2 separate regions of the Homo sapiens genome follow, and region 2 is linked to region 1. Evidence: chromatin loops called from intact Hi-C (ENCODE). Cell type or tissue: IMR-90. All regions are shown on one strand. Region 1 overlaps AIRIM (AFG2 interacting ribosome maturation factor). Region 2 has its middle 220 kb from the start of CSF3R.

Region 1 (2,500 bases):
TGCCTCAAACATGGCCTTTGTTTAGATTATCCCCTGTGCATGGAATGCCCCGCACCCCTCTCCTAGCCCCAGGTAAAATTCCCTTCAAGGCCTACCTCAAATGTCACTGTCATCAAGAAGGAGTTCCACAGGCAATTAGTTATCATCTCTATTCTCCCACAGCACCTGTTTTTACCTTAACTATAACACTTTTATTATTGTATTACAACTTAAGTCTCTGCAATCCAAAGTCTGGTCCTTGGACCATTAGCTGAGACTTCGTTTGAAATGCAGAATCTGGGCCCCATCCCAGACCTACAGAATCAGAATCCAAATTTTAACAAGATATCAGTGACTTATTTGCACATTAATCTTTCCCTGGTGGAACTGTGAGCCTTTCTAGGGCTCTCTTTTATTTCTGTCCCCAGAGCCCAACATAAGACTTGACACTTAAATGCTTTTTAAGTTTTATTTGCAATACTTATATGATAGATGTTTTTTAATTCCTGGAAAAATAAATACACATTATTAATAATAGTTATCTGGTAGATGGATAACGGTACATTTCTATGTAACATTTTCATTTTTTGTAATCAGAATGTATTACCTTTACAGATAGGCAAACACAAAGATTTGGGAAAATGCATGTAAAATCTAAGAAAAAAGGTAAATTGTAGATATAATACATTCACAAAAAGAATATAACTGTGTTGAGCTATATTTACAGATATAAAAAGATGAACAAATTACATTAGGTTTTTTAAAAAAAGACAACCTAACAGTATGTATCGATGATAGCACGTTTGTTCTTTAAAAAAATTTGTGAATTGGTCAGGAGCAGTGGCTCATGCCTGTATTTCCAATATTTTGGGAGGCTATGGTGGGAGGATCCCTTGAGCTCAGGAGTGAGCTGGGCAATATAGTGAGACCCTATCTATATTAAAAGAAAAAATTTGTAAATAGACACTGAAAAGGTATCTATCAAAATATCTCTAATGAAGTTTGTTTTACAATTTTCTACATTTTACATTTTTTCTAGTTTTCCTATGATCTTTATAAAAGCTTATCACTTATAAGAAAAAAAGTTATTTTCATTTTTGAAAAATATCTATACCCTTTACTAAGTCCCTTTACATTCAATGACCAAGATTCCCACAACACTCTGGGAAGCTGAAAGATCTGAAAGTAACACGGCCATTACATAGATGAAGGCAGCAGACCTTGGAAATGTAACCCCGATGGACTGACTCTGGGCTGGCATTCTCCCACCCCTGCGGCTACTCCAGACTCAGAGGAATGTGGCAAGTCAGATGCCAGCTTTGGCCAAAAAAACTCCTGTCATTTTAGGAGTCTCACCATGCCCAGTTACTTCCTCTGAGATGGTAACAGCAATAGGGGAACACTTCAAAGACAAAGCATTCAGAATGATTCATGCTGCACCACCTCCCCCTGGTGGCAGGTTCTGGAAATTGGCTTGAGGATAACTATTGCAATTGGTCAAAATTTTTAAAATATATTTTCTGTCAAAATCACCCTTATTTCTTTAAATCATCAAAACCACTTTTTCTTTTGTCAAGGATTCAGGTATTGACAAAAGACACAAAACCAGGACCTGGTGTCAACCAGACAATGCTTTGGATGATGCCAAGGGCAGTGTGGCTCTTTGCCTCTTGTCCTTGCTTCCCCACCTCTTTAGGTCCACAATAGAGGAAAGACACTATGTTCTTCAGCACCGTCTTTCCTGTTGTCTCTCTAGCTCCATCCACTTCCCTGAGCCTCAGAAAAGGGCAAGGCATGGCTCACATACTCTCAGCCACGGCCTGGCATGCTGCAGCTCCAAAATCAGACATCTAGGCGCTAATCCTCCCCAAGACCCAGTCCTAAGGTTCAAGGCACTGATGTTTCAAATATGTCAGACTGAAATACTGACGTTTCTTTAGAAACATCAGGGTTCAGAATGTCAGTCTTCAACTGTGGTACCCGTGGTCTCCAGATACGCATAGCTTCCTTACTCTTCCAGGAAGAAGGAAACATTCAATAGGATATCTGAAATAGGAAGACAGAAAAAATGGCATTATCACCTCTCCCGAGAACATAAAACACACAGAGGCACAGCAAGGGCACCTTCCTAATGCTTCCAAAGAGGCGAGCCACAGGGAGAGAAAGGAGGAGAGGAGACACAAAGGAAGAACACAAACCAGTACCTTGTACAAGATCTTGGTGTTCGTCTTTTGAAATTCGGTCCCAGGCCTTGGGCAAAGCTTGTATGTTTGCCAAGTCTCCCCACTGGATAGACGAAAGAAGATACTTTCTCTTCAGGTACCTTTCTGGAAGTTAAGGACTGCTCAAAAGAAAATGCAGTATGCTGAAGTGAAAAAAAACACCCTGGTGAGAACCAGAGGGAGCCATAAAAGTGAAAGTGCAGATATCCTTACATTTTACCAGGTGGGCCTGATTCACCTATGCTACAAATATTTCCTGAGCAACTGTTTACTAACATGGCTTTGTGCTACAGGGAAAG
Region 2 (2,500 bases), 980 kb before region 1:
ATGCACGTGGTAAGTCTTGTGACCATCATAATTGTACCTATTATGTGTCATGCCCTGGCTCAGGTGATGCACATATACTAATGTTTGCTTTTTAAAACAACCCCATGAGACACACCCATGTGGGAGACTCAGAGTAGTTAAGTAATTTGTCCAAAGGCACACAGCTTGCAAATAGGAGGGCCAAATTTTGCACCCTGGTTCCCTGACGCTGGAGAAGCCCGTGCTTTCACTTTGTATGGTTAGATCAGATGAGATCAGGCACATTCAGGTGGTGTGACTGTAGCCTGCATGGCTAGATCAACGTACAATACAGCCTCACCCACGTGGAGGCAGAGAGCCCCTGACTTGGAGTTGGACTTGGGCTTGAGTTTAGGCTCCGCTGTTTGTAAAAAATACGCCTCAGCCAAGCCACTAAATCTCTCATAATATCTATTTCCTTGTGAGAGAAAAAAAAAGTGTCAATACAACAGTATTACCATATTGGAAGGTGCGTTTGTCCGTTTTGTGTCACTATAAAGGAATACCCAAGACGGGATAATTTATAGAGCAAAGAGGTTTGTTTGGCTCATGGTTCTGCACTCTGTACAATCATGGCGCCCGCATCATCTTCTGGTGAGGCCTCAGGAAGCTTTTACTCATGGCAGAAGGTGAAGGCGGAGCAAGTGCGTTGGCTGGCCAGGGAGGGTGCAAGAGAAAGAGGAGGAGGTGCCAGGCTCTTCTTAACAATCAGATCTCGCGATAACTAACAGAGTGAGAACTCACTCGTTAGTGTGGGAGGGCGCCAGGCCACTCATGAGGAATCTACCCCCGTGACTCAAACATCTCCCACTAGGCCCCCACCTCCAGCATTGGGAGTCACATTTCCACATGAGATTTGGAGGGAACACACATCCCAACTGTCTCAGGTGGTGTGAAATCAAATGCACTATTATGTGCTAAAGTATCCTGGAAACTATAAACACATAAATGGTTCTTTCCTCGCATAGTATTTATGGAAAATATGAGCCCAGAGAGGCTGCGCTGCTCTTTGGGGCTCAATCCTACTTCTTCGTCGGCTCTTTTACATCCCGAATTACTATGCTGTCCCCATAGTTCCTCTTGTTTTATTGACTTAGTTTCTCTATTAAACTCTCCAGGCTCTCTCCTCCGGTCTCCGTCTTTCTCTCCCACTGCTCCAGCCTCCTGGGAACCCTGCCTAGAGTCCACACTTGGAAGAAAATATCTGCAGCAGCAACTCCCATTGTACATTATGAGTATTCGCACCCCTAGGGAAGACAAGAGTGTTTTTAACCCACATGTAATAGTAAAGATTTTCTCGAGTTCCCATTTCCGGAGATACATTTTTTTACCTGGGACTGGAGTTGGGAGAGGCTGCTACTCTTCGGACCTGCGGCTTCTTCTGCTTCCTGATTCGAGTCCCTGTGATAAAAGGCCCCAACCCATGAGGGGCGGGAGGAGTTGAGCGCAGCGATGCCTGTGGCCAGTTGGGGGCAGCAGAGGGCAGCAGAGCAGGAATCACGAGGTGCTGGCAAAGAGGGCGGGTGGTGCTGCAGCTGCAGTGAGAGGCCCTGGGTGGAACGCGTGGCCACTGGGTCTGCTCTGCCCCAGATCTCCAGGCCACACTTTCTGGACTGGCCTGGATTAGACAGCAAAGACGTGGGAACTGCTTCCAGAAGGCCAGTGGAGAGAACATGTCGGTAACAGTGTGACAACATGGTGGTTCCAAGTGACAGACTCAATTTGAACCAGACAAGGCAAAAAGAAGACTATGGCTCACGGAGCCCGGGTTTCAGGGACAGTTGCAACCAGGAACTCCAATGCTATCAGGACCATCTCCCTCCTCTCTCCGTGTTGGATTTATCCTTTCCGCCTGCAGATTTGTTCCTTCCAGGGACCGGAACCACTGCCACCAGCAACTTTTGGCTCAGATGTTCTGTGATCTGTTGTTTTCCCTCAGTTCTGATGGGACAAACCTCAGGGGAGGACCTTCCATAGTCTCAGCGTAGTGCAGTCATGCTCTCCCCTGTGGCTGGGGGTGGCGTCCTCTGACTGGCAGCCAGGGCTGCATCCGGAGCACTCTCCAGGTGAAGGGCTCTCTCTGTGGAGGAATAGATGGGCGCCATTCACATCAACACAGCCTGCGGCGGTGTCCAACACCTTCCCTTCGGCACAACGGCACCAGCCTATGTCTCTGATTTGTGAACTGACTTTCAGAAATCAGGGTGGCAACTTCACCCACCCCTACTCTTCCTGAAATGAAGGGACAGTGTCCTAGGAGGACCGCAGCGTGTCTCTCCATCTTTTTTTGTTTGTTTGTTTTTTGAGACGGAGTCTCTCTCTGTCACCCAGGCTGGAGTGCAGTGGTGCCATCTCGGCTCACTGCAACTTCTGCCTCCCGGGTTCAAGCGATTCTCCTGCCTCAGCCTCCTGAGTAGCTGGGATGACAGGCGCGCGCCTCCACGCCCGGCTAATTTTTGGATTTTTAGTGGAGACAGGATTT

The links. Hi-C counts contacts between places; a loop is a spot of excess contacts. Peaks named below come from ENCODE experiments on the same cell type or tissue, not always from the same donor. Only the 100,000 strongest peaks of a DNase experiment are listed, where the experiment ranks them.
Region 2: it touches region 1 in a loop (11-fold over the local background); 4 of 110 quality-filtered maps call a loop at or near these places.

The regions. Positions count from the first base shown.
Region 1 is chr1:37,681,136-37,683,635 of GRCh38, forward strand. AIRIM (AFG2 interacting ribosome maturation factor) reads right to left here. Exons shown (of 5, transcript NM_001350770.2): 4 at 2,184-2,302; 5 at 435-2,025. The coding sequence ends at 1,988. Among named protein-coding and RNA genes, the nearest start is that of AIRIM, 8.1 kb to the right of the region's middle. In IMR-90, a CTCF peak has its summit at 1,436 (motif pointing left); a DNase peak (open chromatin) is centred at 1,406.
Region 2 is chr1:36,702,398-36,704,897 of GRCh38, forward strand. No RefSeq gene overlaps it. Among named protein-coding and RNA genes, the nearest start is that of CSF3R, 220 kb to the left of the region's middle. RefSeq lists an enhancer at 1,412-1,501. In IMR-90, a CTCF peak has its summit at 1,487 (motif pointing right); no DNase peak of the experiment used is centred here.